Regions from separate parts of the Homo sapiens genome. Here region 1 is linked to region 2. Evidence: chromatin contacts called from ENCODE Hi-C or POLR2A ChIA-PET data. All regions are on one chromosome and are shown on one strand. The core of a region is the stretch at or near the end of the contact, and the rest is flanking DNA. Distances in the headings are between cores, read along the strand shown. Region 1 overlaps MB21D2 (Mab-21 domain containing 2). Region 2 has its middle 41 kb from the start of MB21D2.

Evidence for each region. A loop is a pair of places that touch in the nucleus more often than their neighbours do. ChIA-PET counts read pairs that join two places held with the same protein, here RNA polymerase II (POLR2A). Pooled maps may share reads with other maps.
Region 1: a pooled map shows a loop between it and region 2 (6-fold over the local background). The contact joins two enhancer-like sites. A Hi-C loop is called at or near these places in 6 of 50 pooled maps. POLR2A ChIA-PET finds 5 or more read pairs at or near these places in 2 of 52 experiments (activated T-cell and endothelial cell of umbilical vein).

Annotation. Positions count from the first base shown.
Region 1 is chr3:192,829,956-192,836,362 of GRCh38, reverse strand. All of the region lies in intron 1 of MB21D2 (Mab-21 domain containing 2), which reads left to right. Among named protein-coding and RNA genes, the nearest start is that of MB21D2, 85 kb to the left of the region's middle. RefSeq lists an enhancer at 5,026-5,225. Within about 2 kb of position 2,667, at least 4 of the 41 ENCODE cell types and tissues checked have a DNase peak (open chromatin) inside an H3K27ac peak, as active enhancers do.
Region 2 is chr3:192,955,629-192,962,073 of GRCh38, reverse strand. No RefSeq gene overlaps it. Among named protein-coding and RNA genes, the nearest start is that of MB21D2, 41 kb to the right of the region's middle. Within about 2 kb of position 4,458, at least 13 of the 41 ENCODE cell types and tissues checked have a DNase peak (open chromatin) inside an H3K27ac peak, as active enhancers do.

The sequences.
Region 1 (6,407 bases), core at 1,418-3,917, 120 kb after region 2:
ACAAGCACCCAGGCTGCTTTTGTGTGTTAGAGGTCTGGGTGACGCAATGGCTTGGGGTGGGTGCCAGACACCCTTGGGTTTCCGTAGCAAAAGTAAAATAGAGTGAACTCCCTAAAGACATTTGGTCCATTTTCTGCTTTTTCAGAAACATGCTCTGAGATTATCTCTGTTAGGGAGTCACAGAATGCTACCTTCAAGGAATGCCCTCTATTTAATATTAAAGGAAGCTGAGGTCCAGGGAGGGATACAGCTATGTCTATAATTAGATCTCTTGATTTATAACCCAGTTCCATCCACTCAGAAACAAACCAGAGCATATAACCATACTCTCTGACCTCACTATTGCCTCACTCCAACACCTCAGAGACACCCAGCTTAGAAGTGGTGGGACTTTTTTTCATCTCCAGAGAGGGAGGATATGATGGTGCTTCACTGGGAATGTGCTAAGAACATTCTGAAAATAGTGACATCCTGTAATCAAAAGCTTTTTGTCTGAGGGAAGGCCTTTTTTTTTTTTTTCCCCCAATCTTTCTTCTTCTTGATCTTCCAAAGGAGGTCAGGTTTTTCACCATGAATTCTAGGATCAAGGCTAGTAAATCTGTAAGTTGGCAGAGTTTTGTTATATTTAAGCAAAGGTAGAACAGAGACAATAGTAGAAGTGATTCATCTAAATTTTTTAGTTTAATTCCAGAGTTAAGACTGAAAATGATTCTTGATGTCTTAATAAATAGTTTTAGACCAACAGACGGTTAAAATGTTTTAAGAAATTAGATCAAATTGTCATCATTTTTTTCTGGAATCTATAAGTGATTTGGGAATCAGGGCCTAGCATTTTTCTGGATTAAGTGGAATAAAATTTGCAAATGTGCTTGTATGTTTTTAAGACTTTTTTTTTTTTTTTTTTTTTGAGACAGAGTCTCGCTGTGTCGCCCAGGCTGGAGTGCAGTGGTGCGATTTCAGCTCACTGCAAGCTCCACCTCCCAGGTTCACGCCATTCTCTTGCCTCAACCTCCCGAGTAGCTGGGACTACAGGTGCCCGCCACCACACCCAGCTAATTTTTTTGTATTTTTTTGTAGAGACGGTGTTTCACCGTGCTAGCCAGGATGGTCTTGATCTCCTGACCTCGTGAGCTGCCCGCCTCAGCCTCCCAAAGTGCTGGGATTACAGGCTTAAGCCACCGCACCCAGCTTTTTTTTTTTTTTTTTTTTAAAGACACTTTCTAAAGATCCCTGGCCAAATAAAATGTGAACAATCGGCCAGGCGTGGTGGCTCACGCCTGTCATCCCAGCACTTTGGGAGGCTGATGTGAGCTGATCACGAGGTCAAGAGATTGAGACCATCCTGGCCAACATGGTGAAACCCTGTCTCTACTAAAAATACAAAAATTAGCTGGGCATGGTGGCATGCGCCTGTAGTCCCAGCTACTCGGGAGGCTGAGGCAGGAGAATCGCTTGAACCAGGGAGGCAGAGGTTGCAGTGAGCTGAGATCGTGCCACTGCACTCCAGCCTGCGTCAGAGCAAGACTCTGTCTCAAAAAAAAAAAAAAAAAAAAGAACAATCCTCTCAAACATCTGTACCTGTGGTAGAAAGTAATTGTCTGCGCAATTCAAGGAACATTTCAGTCTATCCCAGAAAGAAATTCTGCCAGCATTGCATTTGTGTTCCCAGTTTGTCTTGCTCTCACGGTAGAACAGCTGGCACTTCTTTGTGGTGTTTGGTTTCCTTGTTTTTGTTCCTTGGCTGAGATGTGAAGGACTTGGGAGGGGCTAAGAAACCTCAGGAAGGTCGGAAAAGTAGTGGCAGAAGACACAAAAAGGAGTGGCCCCACAGGAGAAACAGCATGTGCAAAGAGGAGGCATGATAGAAAAGCAGTGGAATGGGGATGAGAAAATCTGGATTTTTGTCTTTTTTCTTTCTTCTTCTTTTTTTTTTTTTTTTTTGATATAACTGGGGAAAATTACTTCCTCAGTCCTCATGTCCTTATTTGCATCATAACTGGATTTGGGTTTTTTTGTTTGTTTTGTTTTGTTTGGTTTTTTTTTTTTGAGATGCAGTCTCGCTTTGTCGTCTGGGCTGGAGTGCAATGGCATGATCTTGGCTCACTGCAACTTCCACTTCCTGGGTTCAAGCGATTCTCCTACATCAGCCTCCTGAGTAGCTGGGACTATAGGTGTGAGCCACCATGCCCGGCCTCATAACTGGATTTGAGTCAGAGAATCTGAGGGACCTCAGTGTTGCTGAACTCGATTCATTCATTCACACAAATTGGCAGAGTACCTGCCATGTACCATGTACCTGCAGTGTGATTGGTCCTGCAATTCAAAGATGAATGAACTGAGATCGTTGACCTCAAGCTGCTTGGTTCAGTAGCAGAGACAGACATATGAGACAACCATTTGTGATGCCATATTGTGAGTGTCATGGGAATACAGGGGAGGATGGGATTAGCCTTGATGGAAAGAGAGGGAAGTCTGCAGGACTCAACAGAGGAAAAGACCTTTCCCTAGAAGGAGAAGAGGGTGAAGTTAGCCTGGGCAGCCAGGCTGGTAGGAGAAGAATCATAGAGATTGAAAAACTTCATTGCAACAACAGCGAGTAACACTATCCCACGCTCTAAAGTATTGACAACTTAGTCATGTCCTTTTGAGACACTACGTGCACCCAGAGTTCTAGGGTTGTTCTGAAGGTTGATTATGGAAACCCTTGCCCCACGTCTCCTTGCTCTGTAAGGCTGGAAAAGCATAGAATCTATTTTTGTGCTCTGACTTCGTAGCCCATCTGTCAGAAAATGCCCTTTTCACAGCAGGGTCCTAGTGACTTAATTATTGTTTGTGGAATATTTAGAAGTTTAGGTCAAGGATGAATTTCTGTTGCGAAACTGAAGGCACACAAATGAGATGTTTAAAAATGAAGTGGAAGTTTTTTGTTTTTGTTTTGTTTTTGCAGAAAAAAGATTTTTAATGGCTTGAATGTGCTGCCATAGTTGCGTCAGATTGTCAGAAAATTATGTTGTACATCTGAGAGAGAAAAGAAGAGCCTTTTGAGGAGCTGCGCTAAAATTATTTTTTGTTTAGTCTCTTAACTCTTTGGCTTGAATGAGTCATTGACTTTCCTTGCCAAGATAGGGTTAGCATTTGTTTTGTGTTTTAAAAGCAGGCCAAGGGATTGCCACGAGGGGAGACAACCTGAGCAACTGAAGGAAGAATTGCTAGAAATTGTGTTACAGTTGTTTAGTCTGAATGTGATTAGAAACAACAACAAAAATGACCTAACATTATTGACTTCAAAATTTGTTTTCTGCTTTCTTCCAAAAAAAAAAAGGTCTAAAGGAAAAAGATTTTACTATAATGTGTCCATTAAAATACAGGGCAAAGCTAACATCTCACAGGAAATGTTTTATTTGACATAGGTAGATAGCTATTGTTTGAGGGCATAAATTTTAGATAAAAGATTCCTGGCAGTCTATGCAAAAAAGGAAAATATGGTTGCCTAGCAACTTTTATTGATTGATTTAAAAGAGACAGGTCTGTCAGTAGATGTACTCTTCCCCCCGGTCCCCTTTTTCTTTTCCAGGCAGAGTTTCATTCTGTTGCCCAGGCTGGAGTGCAGTGGCTCGATCTCTCGGCTCACTGCAACCTCCGCCTCCCGGGTCCAAGTGATTCTCCTGCCCCAGCCTCCCGAGTAGCTGGGACTACAGGCACACGCCACCACGTCCAGCTAATTTTTGTATTTTTAGTAGCGATGGGGTTTCACCATGTTGGCCAGGCTGGTCTCAATCTCTTGACCTCGTGATCCGCCCGCCTCAGCCTCTCAAGGTGCTGGGATTACAGGCGTGACCCACCGCACCTGGCGAGACATACTCTTTCATATCCTTATTATGCAGATTTTTAAATATTATAAACATTGAATAGTGTAATTTGCCATCACTTAAGTAAGTTTTCCAGCTGATGATAAACTTTACTTGGTAAGACAAGTTTTTTGCATTGGCCTTCAGTAAAATCTTTCACTTAGTTGAAAGCATTTTTATATGGGGAGGAGATGTAACTAAGGCAATCTAGGTTTGTGATTTTCTATTACAGTTTGATCCAAGAAAAAATATCAGTAAGTGTGTCAATATTATCTTGTTTAGATCAGTGTTTTGAAACTTGTGTGTTCGTAAGAACTGCCTGGGGCCCTTGTTAAAATACAGATTCCAATGCCAGCTGCAGATTTACTGAATCAGAGTCTCTAGGCAAGGGGCCTGGGTGTGTATTTATCAAAGGCACCAAGTGATTTCTTATGCTCAAACAGGTTTAAGGAACACTGCTGTGGATGGTTCTCCTTGACTGTTTTTTTTCCTCTCAGCTGGGCTTTGTAGCAGTCATTTTGAGTATAAATTGTGATAGGAGCCTGAGGCAATAGCATTAAAAGTGAGTTGGCAAAGCCCAGCAGAGCCAGTTTAATTAGCTAGTTTGGATAACTGTAATGTCATTTCCCCTTCTCAAGCTGTGGTGCTTCAGGATGCTGCCCATCAAGTTCCTTCATCCTTCCAGTCTTTTCATCTGTTATTCCATTGATCCTTACACCATCTCTGTGTAGTGGACAGAACAAGTATAATAATTGTATTTCATTGATTTTTTTAAGATGCTCCCCTTTCTCACAATTGTACATCCCTAATAATAGTAGGCACCTTAGAATCGATTGTCTGAATTTGAATATTTTTCACTATTCTAGTGATTTGTAAAGCAACGGTGCATCTTATATCCAAAAGTGTTGAAGATTTGATGAACTGCCATGGCTCCTTTCACAGATGAGTCATCTGAGATACTAAGAAGGTGACGTGACTATGGAAAATTGCTACTAGTTGAGAAAACCCAGTCTCAGATCCATCTTTCTGTTCTTGTACTAGTTTGCTGCTGCTGAGTAAACAATTATTCCAAAACTTAGTGGCTTAAAACAACATTAAGCATTTATGATCTCACAGTTTCTTGGAGTCAGGCATCTAGGAGTGGTGTAGTTGAGTAGTTCTGGTTTGTGGTCTCTCATGAGGTTGCAGGGCTGAAATCATCTAAAATTTGACTGGGGCTAGAGTTTCCACCGGACTCACATGGCTGGGAAGTTGGTGCTGCAGTTGGGAGGCCTCGGCTCATCCCCATGTGGGCGTCTCCACAAGGTTCCTTTGAAGTGCTGCGACATAGTGACTGGCTTCCACCCAAGCATGTGATCCAAGGAACCAAGGCAAGAAAAGGTTGCAGTGTCTTTATGACCTAGCTTCAGAAGTCTCATACTATCACGTTTACCTATTTGATTTGCCACACAGACCAACCCTCATTCAGTGTTTGAGGGGACTACGCAAGGGTATGGGTATCAGGAGGATCACTGGGTGTGGGCTGTTTCCTTGAGACCACACAGCCTTTTTGACATAGTTTTGTCCTTATTAGCTTGACCATCTCATACCCATAGGTCGGTTCTTAAATTGAATACATGGAAACTCCCTGTGATTTCTGTTCCTTTCTAGCACATGTAGAACTTTAACATGCCTACAGATCCACTGGATCTTCTGTTAAAGCACAGATTCTGATTCATTAGGTCCCAAATGCAGGCTGAGATTCTTCATGCTAGCGAGCAGATGATGCCTTTGCTCCTGGGCCATGAACAACACGTTGAGTGGCAAAATGAACAGACAGGCAGGCTTCCAATAGCACTATCTCTAGGGTTGCACTGCAACCAAAACTCCTTTCTCCTTCTCAAGATGTACTTGCCTCCTCCTTTTCTTTTGCAGAGAGATAACTGGTTTGGGGAGAAGTAACCAGAGAAACAGAGGAGGCTGCCTCATGAAGTTGGTTTGCAGAAAGGGGTGTATGAAGCAGATAAGAGCCATGCATTATTAGGTAGGCAGATTACTGCAGCTGTGAGTGTGTTCATAGTGAAGGTCAGGTTTCAGACAGCAACAGCTGGGTGCTCAAAATGGTGAGGTAATTAGCTTGCAGGGGGTGGGGGTGCGGAATGGAACCTAAACAGTGCTTAAAATGAAACGTGTCAATGCATTATTCAGAGCTCAGATGTCCATCAGTGGATCCTCATCTTTTTTCTCCTCTCTCCCTTTGACACCCACACACACACACACACACACACACACACTCACACACACTCATCTTTGAAGCATTAACATACTAACAGTCAGGAAAACTCTATGTTCATAATATATTTTTTGAATAAAATGAAGAACGTAGCCTGGTGTGGTGGCTTACAACTGTAATCCTTGCTCTCTGGGAGGCCGAGGTGGGAGGATGGCTTGAGGCCTGGGCAACATAGCAAGACGCCGTCTCTAAGAAAATAAAAAGCACAAAAAATTATCTGGGTATTGTGGCATGCACCTGTAGTCCTACCTACTTGGGAGGCCAAAGCAGGAAGACCCCTTGAACCC
Region 2 (6,445 bases), core at 3,209-5,708:
ATATCCTTGATGAACATTGATGCAAAAATCCTCAATAAAATACTGGCAAACCGAATCCAGCAGCATATCAAAAAGCTTATCCACCATGATCAAGTGGGCTTCATCCCTGGGATGCAAGGCTGGTTCAATATACGCAAATCAATAAATGTAATCCAGCACATAAACAGAACCAAAGACAAAAACCACATGATTATCTCAACAGATGCAGAAAAGGCCTCTGACAAAATTCAACAACCCTTCATGCTAAAAACTCTCAATAAATTAGGTATTGATGGGACGTATTTCAAAATAATAAGAGCTATCTATGACAAACCCACAGCCAATATCATACTGAATGGGCAAAAACTGGAAGCATTCCCTTTGAAAACTGGCACAAGACAGGGATGCCCTCTCTCACCACTCCTATTCAACATAGTGTTGGAAGTCCTGGCCAGGGCAATTAGGCAGGAGAAGGAAATAAAGGGTATTCAATTAGGAAAAGAGGAAGTCAAATTGTCCCTGTTTGCAGACGACATGATTTTATATCTAGAAAACCCCATCATCTCAGCCCAAAATCTCCTTAAGCTGATAAGCAACTTCAGCAAAGTCTCAGGATACAAAATCAATGTACAAAAATAAAGACTTAAACATTAGACCTAAAACCATAAAAACCCTAGAAGAAAACCTAGGCATTACCATTCAGGACATAGGCATGGGCAAGGACTTCATGTCTAAAACACCAAAAGCAATGGCAACAAAAGACAAAATTGAAAAATGGGATCTAATTAAACTAAAGAGCTTCTGCACAGCAAAAGAAACTACCATCAGAGTGAACAGGCAGCCTACAAAATGGGAGAAAATTTTCGCAACCTACTCGTCTGACAAAGGGCTAATATCCAGAATCTACAATGAACTCAAACAAATTTACAAGAAAAAAACAAACAACCCCATCAAAAAGTGGGCGAAGGACATGAACAGACACTTCTCAAAAGAAGACATTTATGCAGCCAAAAAACACATGAAAAAAATGCTCATCATCACTGGCCATCAGAGAAATGCAAATCAAAACCACAATGAGATACAATCTCACACCAGTTAGAATGGCAATCATGAAAATGTCAGGAAACAACAGGTGCTGGAGAGGATGTGGAGAAATAGGAACACTTTTACACTGTTGGTGGGACTGTAAACTAGTTCAACCATTGTGGAAGTCAGTGTGGCGATTCCTCAGGGATCTAGAACTAGAAATACCATTTGACCCAGCCATCCCATTACTGGGTATATACCCAAAGGACTATAAATCATGCTGCTATAAAGACACATGCACACGTATGTTTATTGCGGCATTATTCACAATAGCAAAGACTTGGAACCAACCCAAATGTCCAACAATGATGGACTGGATTAAGAAAATGTGGCACATATACACCATGGAATACTATGCAGCCATAAAAAATGATGAGTTCATGTCCTTTGTAGGGACATGGATGAAATTGGAAATCATCATTCTCAGTAAACTATCGCCAAGAACAAAAAACCAAACACTGCATATTCTCACTCATACGTGGGAATTGAACAATGAGAACACATGGACACAGGAAGGGGAACATCACACTCTGGGGACTGTTGTGGGGTGAGGGGAGGGGGGAGGGATAGCACTGGGAGATATACCTAATGCTAGATGACGAGTTAGTGGGTGCAGTGCACCAGCATGGTGCATGTATACATATGTAACTAACCTGCACATTGTGCACATGTACCCTAAAACTTAAAGTATAATAATAATAAATAAATAAATAAAAGAAAAAAATCTCCTTTCATCTTAGTAAATTCTATATAAAGTATTTAAGAATAAACTTGCATCCTCATGAGATACTGAGATATGCTGAGATCCTATCTTATCATTTTGACATTAATTACTAGAAAACTATGAATAAGAAAAATCTGTAACAACAGATGGTTATATGGTTAGACTCTGTGTCCCCACTCAAATCTCACCTTGAACTGTAATAATCCCCACATGTCAAGGGTGGGGCCAGGTGGAGATAATTGATTCATGGGGGCAGTTTCCCCCATACTGTTCTCGTGATGGTGAGTAAGTCTCATGAGATCTGATGGTTTATAAATGGGAGTTCCCCTGCACAAACTCTCTTTCCTGCCACCATGTAAGACATGTTTTTCTTCTCCTTTGCCTTCTAATCACGACTGTGAAGCCTCCCCAGCCATGTGGAACTGTGCGTCCATTAAATCTCTTTCCTTTATAAATTACCCAGTCTCAGGTATGTTTTTATTAGTAGCATAGGAATAGACTAATACAGATGGAGTAGGGCCAGGTTAGGGTAGCAGAAGTCTATGTAAACACAATGAGAGACTTGATGTAACAGAGGAATTTTAGGTGTCCTGGAAGTGTGTTTAAAAGATATCAAAGTCAAAGACTGTACTTTCAGGAGCAGTTCTGCAATGATTGGGCACCTGAGCAGGGTAACTGACAAATCAGCTATTACTGTAGGTACCAGCTAGTTCTCAGCTACAACTGGACTGGTGCTTGATCAGACAAAATGATGCCCACTGATTTGAGCTCAAAAGGATGACACTTACTGAAGATTGATATTCTACCTCAAATCCTTACTTAATGTCAGCAGGGACACAATTCATTTAACCTCGTAAGCGTTGGTAATTTATTATAACATTATTCAAAGCATTTTGCAGGACATTCTTGCCTCCTCCATTTATTTTTGACCCTAGACTGACAGAATCATTTTCTCTATCTTTCTTCCCACGCTCATTCTCCCCTTTCTCTTTCTCTTCCCTCTCGTTCTGAACAGACGGTTTTGATGTCAAGAGCTGGAGAAAGATGTGTACTGGTTGTTACCCGCTACTCAAAAATCAGACCTGAACAGGTAGTCAGGACATATCTTGAGCAATATGGAACCAAATTTTTTTCCCACTAAGTTTAAGCTAATTTTTCCTATGAGTGACAAAGAGGGACATTGATAAAGAAAACCCAAAAGTTACCACCAGAATCCATCTTGAGATCGCATTTTGATGCATTCTTTCCCAAATGTTGAAATGGGTGAATTTTAGAGTTTGACTCCTAGTAACATCTGTGAGAAATATAAATGAGATGTGAAATGAAAATAGTGAAAGGTGAGAGAGAAAAAATTAGGCCTTGAACTAAACAAAAACAGATTAATCAACTTCTAAAAGACGCAGAATGAACACATTTGAGCTACTACCTTGAGCCAGGCAGTGAGATAGGCACCTAATATAGATGAGACAGAGGATACCAAAAAGAATAAAGACTAATAAGTTGTGGCCACTCCCTTCCAAGATAGAACTTGAGCTGGGACTTGAAATATATGGTTTTGACAGTTAGCAAAGTGCAGTGTGGTCAGTCACACCAAAGCAGTAATATGCATATTACACCTGATGTCATAGACTCAAAAATGTAACTTTGACTCTTGATCATTTAGAGGCTGATTACCTAGACAGGTTTATAGTTTTTAGTCATCTTTGAATGTAAGCTTTTCTTTCTCTGTGACAGATTTTCATCATTCCAGGTTTGTACATATTTTGGAAATTTTGTGTAATCTTGAGTACTTTGCTTATTACAGCTAAAACTGGTTCTCCCAGCCAAAGTAATTTCCTCCCTCCTCTGTGCTTCCACAGAACTCTGTTCACACCTTTATAGAGCATAGATTACACTGTATATTAATTATCTGTTCTTTTCTGGCTCCTTCACTAGAATAAGCACTCCTTGCAGAAAGTGATTATATTTTCTTAAGACAGGAAAACATAGTGGTCAGGCTTTGGACTCTCCACTCATTCTTCCCAAGTTCAAATCCCTGCTCCACTATTTCCTATCTTGCTGTAGAACCTTGGCAAGTTATTTGTTAACCTCTCTCTGTTTCAGTTTCTTCCTTTGAATGATAATGAACCTACTTCATGAGGATGTATTGTGAATATTAGATAAATGCGGTACTTTCTACAGTGCTTAGCACATGTGAGGGATCAATAAATGCAGGCTGTTACCCTATAGCCCACAGTTCCTAGCATATGGTAAGTATTTAATACAAGTTCATAGAAATATTAAGTTAACAAATCATTTTACAAGAGCTGCCTACGTTGGGGAATAGTTTTAGTCTACTTTTCCTGCCAAAATTTCCTTTAGATAAAGAAAGAAATCCCCTTTCAGACATTCCGTGATGCTGGAGTGAGTCACTCATTTCCCTTTGGTTTGAGGGGGAAATGACGGTAACTGTTTCTTCCTCATCTTGCCCAGGAACTGCTGGACTCAGCTGAGAACTGAAGACAGGGAGTGACAGTTGAGGTGCAGCTGAAAGGGTCCCTGCCCTTGCAGTTCTCTGCGGGCTGTGAGCACATTGTACATGCTGGTGCTTTACTAAACACTTCACATGTATTAACTCATTTAACTCATACAACAAATCCTTGAGGTTGGTGTTACGAGTTTCATTTCACAATTGAGGAGATTGCAACACAGAGAGTTGACGTAACTGGCTCCAGATCACACAGCTACTAAATGGCAGGGCTGGGATAAGAACAGAGCTGTTACCAGAGTCTGTGCTTGTGGACAGCACCCAAGACTGCCTCCCTGATTACCTTCCTGTCACTGTCTCCCTGTTGTGTGGAAATCCTGTCATGGCAGGTTTTCTTATCTTCCTCTCCAACCAAACTGTGGGACTCTTGATGGTATGGCCCATAACCCCCCTGATTCCCCAGCTCCTGTCTTGGTGCCTCGCACACAGTTAATATACATTGAGGAAATGGATGAATAATTGCACACATTGAAAGCAGAGCTCTAGGCAGAAGATATTTTGTTGGATTTATGTGAAGAGATGGAAAGCAGAGAAATCACGTCTGCATCGGTTTCCTCTAACTGGTTGAGCTCCCAGTAGAAGATGCCTCACCTCTTTTAGATCCAATGGCTCTCAGATGATGAAACTGGAGTCTTCCTCTCCATAACCTTCATCAAAACATTTCAAACAAATCACCAAATAGGAATCATTTAGCTTGCCTTTTCCCACATTAGTTTCAGACTTCCATAAGGGCGTTCACTTCAGGCTCTAAACAGCCCCTTCGCCCATTTATTCCCTCCTGGCATGGTTTAATTTCCCCAAACTTTACCTGCCGTGCTAACTGAGGCTGCATACATCTGCAGAACTCTCCCCAAAGAAACAGTCCTCCACGGATGGAGATATATCACATCTAAGTATTGAGCTTGTGAACGTCTACCAAAAGAAGCTTTCCATACACAGGCCTTCATTTACCCCAGGGATTGAGGTGCTTTTCCTGCCTTGGGTGGCTTCTCTCCACACATCTGAGGGCAGAATTGGACTCTTTACTGAGCTACACTGTTGCCTAAAGATATCATTAAGAATTGAATAAGGGACCAGGCACAGCAGCACATGCCTGTAACCCCAGCAATTTGGGAGGCCGATGCAGGTGGATCACTTGAGCCCAGGAGTTTGAGACCAGCCTGGAAAATATGGCAAAATCCTGTAACTACAAAAAATACAAAAAAATTAGCCAGGTGTGGTGGTGCACCCCTGTTGTCCAAGCTATTCCGGAGGCTGCGATGGGAGAATCACTTAAGCCCAGGAGGCGGAGGTTATAGTGAGCCAAGATTGCATCACTGCACACCAGCCTGGGTGACAGAGTGAGACCCTATCTCAAAAAAAAAAAAAAGAAAAAAGAAAAAAAATTTGTAAAAGGATTAAAGATTGAGTCCAGGATATTTTCCTGAAGAATAAAGTGCAGTTTGTAGCCAGGAATTGGAGTGCTTACAATGGGTTTTCTGTGGGCTCAAATTACATTTTCTCAACAATCTCTGTCACTTCATCTGAGAAATCATCTGAACCATCCCTGCTCAGGTTAAGGTTTTCTTTCTTTCCGAATTCCTATGACCACACAACTGTGACACAGAATTCCCTCCAAACAACATACACATACACACTTACACAAACAGATACACATACATGCACACACACATAGACATGCACACTTACACACAGACACACACACACAGACTGTAATCTGTTCCAAAAGCAGCTAGATCTTAGGGCTCACTCAAGTAATTTTCATACACTTGAACATAAAGCAAAGAAATCGCACAATTTAGTAGTGTGTGCATTCTTTGGGTCACTATATAAGCCATTTCTATCATCTGCTCATCACTCTTCACTAGAGTGAGAACCCCTTCATAAAGTTGAGTTGTTTTAATGCAACATTAAGAAAGTATGTCAGTGTTACTTAATTTATGAAAAAAAGAAAATAGCAATTCACTTCTCTGTTTAAAAAAATTGCCCTGCTCCTCTATGGCTTACTGACAGTAAAAAAATGAAAACGACCTGACCCATTCCTTTCTCCTGGTATCATCAACCTTCTTTTGTTCATCAAATATTTATTGACCCTCAATGTGCAGAGCGCAGATACTGTAATACTTCTT